Regions from separate parts of the Homo sapiens genome. Here region 2 is linked to region 1. Evidence: read pairs that join two places in POLR2A ChIA-PET (ENCODE). Cell type or tissue: MCF 10A. All regions are shown on one strand. Links, peaks and the distances in the headings refer to the core of each region. The heading gives the core; the rest is flanking DNA. Region 1 overlaps LOC105375949 (a long non-coding RNA gene). Region 2 overlaps DOCK8 (dedicator of cytokinesis 8).

What was found. ChIA-PET counts read pairs that join two places held together with the same protein. Peaks named below come from ENCODE experiments on the same cell type or tissue, not always from the same donor. Only the 100,000 strongest peaks of a DNase experiment are listed, where the experiment ranks them.
Region 2: POLR2A ChIA-PET joins it to region 1 with 8 read pairs; 3 of 35 experiments call an interaction of 5 or more read pairs at or near these places.

What each region holds. Positions count from the first base shown.
Region 1 is chr9:806,804-813,818 of GRCh38, forward strand. All of the region lies in intron 1 of LOC105375949 (a long non-coding RNA gene), which reads right to left. Among named protein-coding and RNA genes, the nearest start is that of DMRT1, 31 kb to the right of the region's middle. In MCF 10A, for the core only: no CTCF peak of the experiment used is centred there; a DNase peak (open chromatin) is centred at 4,518.
Region 2 is chr9:416,944-420,943 of GRCh38, forward strand. DOCK8 (dedicator of cytokinesis 8) reads left to right here. Exons shown (of 48, transcript NM_203447.4): 30 at 1,125-1,264; 31 at 3,458-3,640. Among named protein-coding and RNA genes, the nearest start is that of DOCK8-AS2, 51 kb to the right of the region's middle. In MCF 10A, for the core only: no CTCF peak of the experiment used is centred there; no DNase peak of the experiment used is centred there.

The DNA of each region.
Region 1 (7,015 bases), core at 2,848-6,847:
TTGTCCTCTGACAATCCACAAATCTACCAGTCTTTTTAATACCCAACTGGACTTCCTTCCTTCCTTAAAGTTCCAGAACTGTTAATTGATGTGTACTGGGCACATCTGCAAATCAACTCATTCTGCAAGTCCTTGCTCAAGGCTCCTCCTCTGCAAAACCCTACCTGACCCACTGAGGTGCAGGATCAACCCCTCCTTCGGCCAAGTCTTTCTCCTCAGTTGCCAGCTCACCTAACCTTGTGTCGTGAGGGCTGGTGTGTCTGTCTCCCGCTTAGCGTGTAAGTACCTAAGGGCACATTGCTTCTTCCTACCTGCTTTGTACCTGGAGTGTCATAAGGATGGTGTTAATTCAGTCAGACCTTGTTCAAGTGCTACAATTAATTCTATCCTCACAATCCTATGAGTAGAGATTATCATGCCTGTTTCACAGATAAGGAAACCAAGGCACAGAAGGGTTAAGGAACTTCACCAAAGTCACCAAGGTAGAAATGGCAGGGCAGTCTTCAGGCCAGGCAGTCCAGCTCCCTGTGTCCTTCGTTGCTATGCTCCCAGCCACTTGATGAAAACTGAGGTATCCTCTGTGTTTCATTTATGAAACTGGCCCTGTGTTCACCTGTCACAGACGGCCACCATCCTAGGCTGTAGCGCTGCCCTCCAGGTCCCCTGTGCCCTCTTCTCCACTCTGCTCTGTGTCCCAAAATCTGGCCTCTATGGACTGCATCAACAGGCCCCTTGTCCTCTAGCTTTAGTTTGCGTGTGGTCATAAAAGGTACCCTTAAAAGTAGGAGGGTAGGACAAGGGCAAGGAAGGAGTCTTTCTTTCCCTGGTTTTCTCCCTGCTGGGTGACCAGAGGTTGGCTGCAGGTCTCTGCTGAAGCCAAGGCCTCTGCCAGATGGCATTCTCCAAAGCTTCAGCCCCTTTCTTGGGTTCCTAGGACTATTCCTTGTCCCTTCAGGTGTCGGATGGTGGTGGCTCCCTTTGTTGCCATCCCCAGGGAGGCCTGTTGCTATCCCATGTTGGTTTCCCTTAACCTTCCTCAAACTTCTGTAAATTATCTCTTTATTAAATTCTCCTCCATTCCCCACCTAAGGGTACCACCCTCCTCCTGTCAGTAGCCTAACTCACATAGCCTCCAAATACTTTACCCACCTGCTGAAATTCCTCCCCCCTGCTCAAATCCCACCACTCAGTTTTTGGGAGTTACAGATATCCTTTGCTGAAAGGCAAATGCTAGGAATCCCAAGCCAATAATAACTATTTATCAGATTGCTTTCCAACCCTGATTCAGGAGGAATAAGTTTTATACTGGGTAATAGGAACAAGGGAGCAGGCCAGGAGTGGAAGAGAAGGGGAATGAGAGGTGAGATGGCCCCAAGGACAAAATTCGCATAGATACTAAGAACACTTCCAGAGGATGCTATCCTCTGCAGTGGCTGCAGCCTGGGAGCTGTGTGGGGAACAGAGATGAGTACGATTCACAGCTCTGCTACTTAAAAGTTGACAGCTGTTAACTTCTCAGAGCCTCTCTTAATTTATAAAAGGTGAACAACAGTAGTATATGCTTCATAGGGTTGTTCTGAGGATTAAACAAATAATGCAGGCAAAATGCTTACTGCAGTGACCATCCAAGCCAACATGGTGAAACCCTGTCTCTACTAAAAATACAAAAAAATTAGCTGGGCGTGGGCGTGGTGGCTTGTGCCTGTCGTCCCAGCTACTAGGGAGTCTGAGACAGAAGAATCGCTTGAACCGGGGAGCAGAGGTTGCAGTGAGCTGAGATTGTGCCACTGCACTCCAGCCTGGTGACAGAGAGATTCCGTCTCAAAAACAAACAAACAAACAAAATAACCATCACAATGACCATTTAGTTCCCATTTAGTACAATCCTTTACAGGTTATAAGATAATGCTGCTCTGCAACGTGTGTGTGTGTGTGTGTGTGTGTGTGTGTGTGGTGTGTGTGTGTGGTGTGTGTGGTGTGTGTGGTGTGTGTGTGTGGTGTGTGTGGTGTGTGTGTGTGGTGTGTGTGTGTGGTGTGTGTGGTGTGTGTGTGTGGTGTGTGGTGTGTGTGTGTCTGGTGTGTGTGGTGTGTGTGGTGTGTGTGTGTGGTGTGTGTGTGTGGTGTGTGTGGTGTGTGTGTGTGGTGTGTGCGGTGTGTGGTGTGTGTGTGTGTGGTGTGTGCGGTGTGTGGTGTATGTGTGGTGTGTGTGTGTGTGTGTGGTGTGTGGTGTGTGTGGTGTGTGTGTGGTGTGTGGTGTGTGTGTGTGGTGTGTGTGTGGTGTGTGTGTGGTGTGTGTGTGGTGTGTGTGTGGTATGTGTGTGGTGTGTGGTGTGTGTGTGTGTGTGTTTTCTTTGTTTCTCCTTTAGGCCATGAATTCTCAGAAGCTAAAACTGGTTCTTGGGGGGCCAAGAAATCCTAGATATTACAATGGTGTGTAGCCCTCCAAAGTCAAATTCCACCTGACAAATTCTTCTTCTTTAATATTTCTCTCACTAGGGAGAAATTAAATTATATATATGTTATAATTTCCTATTATGGAACTTAATTTGTTTAACTTTAATTAGTCTAAATTTATTAAATTACCATAAATTTTCTCCTTAGAAAGTGTGTTATAGACCGAATGTTTGTATTCCCTCAAAATCCATATATTGAAATCCTAATCCTGGCCGGGGATGGTGGCTCACGCCTGTAATCCCAGCACTTTGGGAGGCCGAGGCAGGCGGATCACGAGGTCAGGAGTTCGAGACCAGCCTGACCAACATGATGAAACCCCGTCTCTACTAAAAATACAAAAGGTAGCCAGGCGTGGTGGTGCAAGCCTGTAATCCCAGCTACTCTGGAGGCTGAGGCAGGAGAATCGCTTAAACCTGGGAGGCGGAGGTTGCAGTGAGTCGAGTTCGCGCCACTGCACTCCAGCCTGGGCGACAGAGCAAGACTCCGTCTCAAAAAAAAAAAAAAAAAAAAAAAGAGACCCCAGAGAGCTCTCATTGTCTTCCTACCAGGTGAGGATAAAGAAGTCACCGGTCTGCAACCCAGAAGAGGTCTCTCACCTGAATCTCACTGTGCTAGACCCTCATATTGGATTTACAGTCTCCAAAATTGTAAGAAAATAAATGTCTATTGTTTAAACTATTCAATCTATGGCATTTTGTTACAGCAGCCTGAGCTAAGACAGAGTAAAAATTAATAATATCAAAAAACGTGAGAAACACTGCTTTAGGCCCTTTTGCAGAACATATTAGAACTATCTCTAGCAATAAAAGGAAAGGTGTCTCACGCCTGTAATCCCAGAACTTTGGGAGGCTGAGGCAGGAGGATTCCTTGAGCCTAGGAGTTTGAGATCAGCCTAGGCATGTAGTGAGACCACGCCTCTACAAAAAAATTTTTTTAATTAGCTGGGTATGGTGGTGTGCACTTGTAGCTGCAGCTATTCAGGAGGCTTAGATGGGAGGATCACTTGAGCCTAGGAAGTCGAGGCTGCAGTGAGCCACAGTTGCAGCACTGCACTCCAGCCTGGTCAACAGAGCAAGACCCTGTCTCTCAAAAATAAATAAATACACGCATAAAAATAAAGGGAAAGGTACGGCGCAGTGTTTTCATTGACTAGGTAGGTTTTTCAACTCTGTTTGCTGTTTCACCTTTAATTTTATGAATGATGAGAGGAGTTAGTGTTCGATTTAGCCAATCTTTAAAAAAATTGTGGCCATTAAATTGTAGTAACTCAATATTAAAAGTAATTTCCATAGAAATTTGTTTTGTTGTCAATAGCTGTAGCACTAACACTGCATTACTCAATTTCTGACAGCAAAACCAGCACACTCCACCCACAAGAACCTTATTACAGCTCTGATGAAACCAGTTATATTTATGATGATGACCTGCAGTTAAATCTACCGCTAGGACCTCTTCCTCCTGAGCCTCTGTCCTATTCAAAATGCCATTTATTTATTTCGAGAGACTGCTAGTCATTTCTGTTGGGCATCCAATAAGCTGCCAGGCTGCTGTCTAAAAGAAAACCACTTGTTTCTGGGGGCCTTTCAAAGTTTCCCTTTAAACACAAGCTACTTAAACAACCAGAGCACAACCTCCAGCTCCATGACTCTTTTTTTTTTTTTTCTTTCTTAGACAGAGTCTTGCACTGTTGCTGAGGCTGGAGTGCAGTGGAGTGATCTCAGCTCACTGCAACCTCCACTTCCCAGGTTCAAGCAATTCTCCGGCCTCAGTCTCCTAAGCAGAAGTAGCTGGGACTACAGGTGCACACCACCACACCCGGCTAGTTTTTGTATTTTATTAGAGACTGGATTTCACCATGTTGGCCAGGCTGGTTTCCAACTCCTGGCCTCAAGTGATCTGCCCGACTGAGCCTCTCAAAGTGCTGGAATCACAGGCATGAGGCACTGCGCCCAGCCTTATGACTCTTTAAAATATATGACCTGGGCAGGTAGCCAGGCACCTCAGAGCCTTGCTAACTTCATCCTGAAAGTGGAGATGATGATGCCCGGCTGCCCAGCTCAAGGAAAACAATCAGTGAGCCGCCACATGCCACCGCATGGCAGGTAATATTATAATGAATCAAAAGCTTCAGTATTTTCTGCATAAGTTTATGACTAATGAGAAACTGCACACAGGCTGTTCCTTCCACTGTTTGTTCTTCTGCATGCTATTGGCCTGACTAACCCGGCCCATCCTTCTGATCTCTGCATAGAGCTGCTTCCTCTGAGAAGCCTTTCTTGATGCTCCTTGATTTCCCTTCCCTACCAACCCCAGGTTATAGTCTTTCACCACGCTCTTTAATGGACTTGCATTCCTAACACGCTTCATAATCTGTACGTATACATCTCTTTCTGTGATTATCTGTAAAATGGAATGGAAGTACCACAGAGCCAGGCCCTCATTCCATGTTCCCAGCTATAGCCCTGTGTCCAGCACACGGCTTGGCACTCAGTGGGTGTTCAACAAATATTTTTACTAAGAGTTAGTAAACATGTCTGCCCCTTCTAAATCTCACCACCCACACATTTGAAGAGAAAATATGGAGTTTCTTTTCTCTTCCTAATTTTTCGAAAAGGACCCTTTTTTTTAAAAAAAAAAAAAAAAGAAAGAAAGAAAATCGAGGAAAGCAAGCTTAACCTCTGTTCACACATTGCCACATTTTCTTATCAAACTTCCAGAGACTTTATAAATGGAAAAGTGATACTCAAGAAACTGCCCTCCATATAATAATTTGCAAAAGTTGGGACTGGGTTCCCAGAAGCCCCTCCCTTTAATGAAATCACAGTGACCTGCTGCCTGACAATCTTGTCCCTTTCCCTAACCTACCAAGGACCTGCCTGGGCCTGACTTTTGAATCTCGTCCTTATCTTTCATTTCTTCCCTATTTTCCACTAAAGCTCCCCTGTCTTAGATGTGTCGTATCGGTTAAGGGAAGGAATCTGGCGTCAGTGCAAAATGAAAATATGATAAGCAAATATATTTTCATGGAATAATATGTTATCCCTTGGGAACAGCATGGATATTCATTCAATCATTATTTAGGATTAAGCAATCAATCTGTATACAATACAATGTTGGGTATTGAAGAAAATGTAAAGACATAAAAATGTGGTTTTTGGCAGATTTCCATTTCCAACAAAACAGCAAGGTAGATACTTTGAACCACTCCCCAAAACAAAAGACCTATACATTATGAATAAAATATCGTAAATATCCTATAAATACATGGTTGATCTCACAAGAAATGAAGGAAATCCCCAGAGGTCAAACACAAAGAAGCAGCTAAAAAACTGAAGGTAAGAGAATGGACACTTTGGATACCCTAGTGTGGGTTGCACCTGTTTTAGTGATGAAGGGACTTGGGTTTTAAGGGCCTCACAGGGCCAGGAGACAAGGCCTTTGGCTTCTCCTAAAAATGAGTTCGAATTGATAACCAACACAAAGCTGGGGCTTTCAAAGGGATACATCCTGAATGAAAGAGTGGACTAGAAAATCACACCCATTGGCCAAGAAGGATGATGAGGGACCTTGTCTGCCTAGGCCTTGGCTTTGGATGCATGGGACAAGATATGGGGAAGACATCTTCCATGAGACTTTGTAACCACAAACCTATCTTCACAGAGTTTTAGGGCTGGAACTACCTGTGAGGGCTGAGATATTAATGTCAAGAAGTGGTTATGGGCTGTTAACACCCTCAGGAGTAGCTGGCAGAAGCAAATGCAAAATTTTTCTGGAGGACCATCCCCTCAACCTAGATTTCCTTTCTCACAAATAAAGCTTCACAGACCATGAGCCCAGAAGCCCACATTTTAAAATGCATGCAAAAAGAAAACTTGATTCCAACCATCTTAGAGTTGGATAATCATTCAGAATCAATCAGAAAGAGTAGGCCTAGATTCACATTCAATGAAACGTTATGGGCCTGGCGTGGTGGCTCACACCTGTAATCTTAGCACTTTGGGAAGCCAAGGCGAGTGGATCACTTGAGGTCAGGAGTTCAACACCAGCCTGGTCAACATGGTAAAACCCCATCTCTACTAAAAATACAAAAATTAGCTGGGCATGGTGGCACATGCCTGCAATCCCAGAAACAAGGGAGCCTGAGGCTAAGCCACAAGAATCGCTTGAACCCAGGAGGCGAAGGTTGCAGTGAGCTGAGATTGTGCCACTGCACTCCAGCCTGGGCGACAGAGTGAGATTCTATCTCAAAAAAAAAAAAAAAAGAAAGAAAGAAAGAAAGAAAAGGAACGTTATGTTAAGATGAATTTTTCACCAAGGATTTTGCACTACTAACGCTTCATCCCAAAACATATAACTATCAAAGGTAGAAATTGTAGGTACCCTAGAGAGCTACGAAAAAAACTTTTGGCAGGGCGCGGTGGCTCACGCCTATAATCCCAGCACTTTGGGAGGTCAAGGCGGATAGATCAACCGAGGTCAGGAGTTCGAGACTAGCCTGGCCAACATGGCGAAACCCCATCTCTACTAAAAACAGAAAAAATTAGCCAGGTGTGGTGGTGGG
Region 2 (4,000 bases), core at 1-4,000, 390 kb before region 1:
GTGCTGTTTATTTAACCATTTGTTTAAAATCCCAATGGCCTTAATAAGTATTTCTAAAAATTGGGTTTTGGCTCGGTGTGGTGGCTCACCCCTGTAATCCCAGCACTTTGGGAGGCCAAGGTGGACAGATCACTTGAGGCCAGGGGTTCAAGACCAGCCTGGCCAACATGGCGAAACCCTGTCTCCACTAAAAATACAAAAGTTAGCCAGGCGTGGTGGCGCACCTGTAATCCCAGCTACTCGGGAGGCTGAGGTAGGAGGATGGAGGGGCAGAGATTGCAGTGAGCGGAGATGGCGCCACTGCACTCCAGCCTGGATGATAGTGTGAGACTTTGTCTAAAAATAAATAAATAAATAAATAATAAGAACTGGGTTTTGTTTTCACAACTTTAGTAGAAGAAATGTTATTTACACTCAAATTTTTCTAAATAATTGAAGGCCCAGATGGCTGTAATGTCAACAGGTCTAGAAAAACATGAATTTTTAGGAAAACATGAGTGAATCAATCAGTTGTGAATGTTTTACCACACTTTTCCCAGAACTGCTTGAAATATTAATAGTTTTTGATTGTATACTGGTAGCATTCTTAAAAACCAGACTTTTAAACGGTTTATCGTTTTTTTGCTTGCATACATCTAGACCTATCTATAAATATGGGTATGTCTATATTACATAGATACAATAAATTGACATTCATTTTAAACATTTGAAATATGACAAATTATTGCTGAACTTGTGATAATAGCTTATTATTCTATATAAGGTAGTTGCTTAATTCTGTAATTGTAGGTGTCTTCTATTTGGTCATTATTTAAAATAATGCCAATTATTAGAATAGAGAATGAAGTTTAAAAAATTATGTTACAGGAAACAATTATGGAAGGTTTGAAAACTTTTTGTTCACACAATTTGAAAAATTAATTTCTAGCCTAATCTTGTGCTAGACATTGTCTCTTAGCCTGCTGTGTTTTCCTATAGGTGATAGCAGATACATAATGCTAAACATCAGGTTTGAAATTACTGTGCTGACTTTAGTGACTGAGAAGTATCAGTCTCTTATTGGGTAGGGGACATGGGGAAATGTCATGTTTGACTTGACATCACAAACGATGTTTTCATTGCAGTTGCAGATACTCGCAGATACCGCACCAGTGGCTCGGATGAAGAACAAGAAGGAGCCGGTGCCATTAACCAGAATGTGGCTCTGGCCATAGCAGGGAATAATTTCAATTTGAAAACAAGTGGAATAGTGCTGTCTTCCTTGGTATGTTGGTGCACATGTGTCTGGTTGATTTTTCATTTCATGTCTTCTGTCTTCTGTTTTGTTTTGTTTGTTTGTTTGTTTTGAGACAGAGTCTCACTCTGTTGCACAGGCTGGAGTGCAGTGGCGCAATCTCAGTTCACTGCAACCTCCGCCTCCCGGGTTCTTCATGCCTCAGCCTCCTGATTAGCTGGGATTACAGGCGTGCACCACCACACCTGGCTAATTTTTTTTGTATCTTTTAGTAGAGACGGGGTTTCGCCATGTTGGCCAGGCTGGTCTCAAACTCCCAACCTCAGATGGTACACCCACCTCAGCCTCCCAAAGTGCTGGGATTACAGGCGTGAGCCACTGTGCCCAGCCTCTTCTGTCATCTTCTGATGGGAGAACTCAGCTTAGAGCAGGCATTGATTATTTCCGCCTCATTTTGCTGGAAAGAATCATTGTGAGGCTGGCAGCTGAGGTGCACACAAGTCAGAAAGGGTTCTGGCAACAGCAAGAGATGTGCAGATCAAATTCAGGCAGTCCCAGTGGTGCTGAGTTCAAGTTCAAGAAACCGGAAAAGAGGAAAACTTGGGAAATCTGAAATCCTTGCAAAGGAGATCAAACCAAGGCTCTCTGAGGGTGGAGGCTTAGGCTGTGTTCAGTCTATGTGTGTGTAATTCATACAGTGTAATGCCTCCAAAAAAAAAGACTGAAGGAGGCTGGTAGCTTAGCGTAAGGGCTTCTTAAACAAGACTGCAGCTTTTCTAGGACCCCAGGGAGCCTAAGGAGGGTTGTTTGGCTCTGTCCTTTTGCATGGACTCTGTGGGCTCAAAGAGGGGCTCCTCTGGGAATGTATCCTCTGATTCAGTTGAGGTGGGATTCATCTCTGTTCATTGATGAGCTCTGACTATCCCTTGTGAAGACAGCACTGCATCCTCCAATGTCATTTACTTTCACATTTCAATGTAGGGTATAGATGTGCAGAGAATTTAACTTTCTTCTCCCGTGAGAAAGCAGCATCCTGACCTAACTCTTCTTGCTGGATGACTTTCTTGTCTTCCTTCCTGCACTTAGCAAGCTCCATCACCATGAGGATTGGGGGGACAGTGAGGCAGGAAGATGAGACAGAGAAAAGACATTTGAGATTTGACATCACCGATCTTACTGTTGGAGAAATATTGTGTGACCTCCTCCACCTTTCTAATATCCGTCTTACCAAAGTTAGCTGCTTGAGGTGGTATATGCCTTTTACATTATTTGCCTCTAAGGGAAAAACTCAAAAGCCCAAAGTTCACCTGTTAGAACATAGTCCTTGTGAGGTTGTATCTCAAGATTTCCTTTATTCTTGTCAACAAACTCAGAATAACTAAAGTTAAAGTTGCTTTATAACCTCTATTATTTCCATCCAAAACTAACATTTCCCTCCCATACCCACAAATTCCTCATTGCAATTTCACCAGTACATTCCACTGGATATTAGCTACGCTGCATGAACCAAGGGTGCAGCCTCATTGTTGTTGTTTGTGTTGATGAGATGAGTAACAGAGAGTGCGCTCAGCACTTTAAAATGAATACTTGTGGCCAAAATATTAAAGCAAATAGCCTGAACCCCCACACCCCAGCCCCAGGCAAACATAAATTATGGTTAAACTTCCATTACAGAGAACTCCACAAACATGGATTTGATTAATTTGCTGAGCAGTTCATGACCCTTATGTTATACTTTGCACTATGTAACAAAGAAGCTAAATCTTGAACAGCAAGCTTATTCATGGCACCCAGCCAGTTTCCTTCTCCCCTGTAAGTCTAACCCTCTGCTGCCCAGCACGAAGGAGAAATACTTGGAGATCTTAGCAGCATGAAAGCCTCTTTGTATCACTGGGATTGCAGCACGCATGATCAAGGCCCAGGGGTGATCACCAGGCCACACTGCTCCTAAGACAGAGGTACTCAGATACGTGGCTGAAAGCCTAGCTCAAATACTGCCCCAGGTGAGCCTCTTTGCTGAGTAGCGCTACTCAAAGAACACAGCTTCCCCTGCCTAGGGAAGGCAGGGCTACTGGCAATAGATCTCCAGCCTAGCAGTGATGTACAGTCATGGTATTTTAAGAGAACACTTTGAATTTTTCTGTTGCTTGACTGTTAAGCCTCAAATTTTTCTGTTGCTTGACTTCTTCCCTGGCCTCCATCCCCCAATCTGCCTCCCTTCAGCCCTATAAGCAGTACAACATGCTGAACGCGGACACTACTCGCAACCTCATGATCTGCTTCCTCTGGATCATGAAAAATGCTGATCAGAGCCTCATTAGGAAGTGGATTGCTGACCTGCCATCAACGCAGCTCAACAGGATTTTAGATCTACTTTTCATCTGTGTGTTATGTTTTGAGTATAAGGTAAGTCTGGAGTGGCACAACTTTATACCAGCTCTTATCTCTCAATTGCAATTCTGTCTTCTTACTCATCCCCTTTGTTTGGGCCATGGAGGCATCATTAATTTTTCTCATTTCTGTATTCAAATCCATAACCCATTTGTAGGTATAGATATGATCATTTCACAGGGAAAGGATCTCTGCCTTCTGCAGAGAGAACCCCATTTCTGTTGACAGAGTTTTGGCCCATAGGATGCTCCAGAGCAGCATCTCAGTGAAGCACATGTCAAACTTAGCTGGCATCACTGTGGAGTGTACTGTTTTGGTAACTCTCCCCATCAACGGAGATCTCACCAAAGGACATGTCCTCCTACCTCTGTCTTG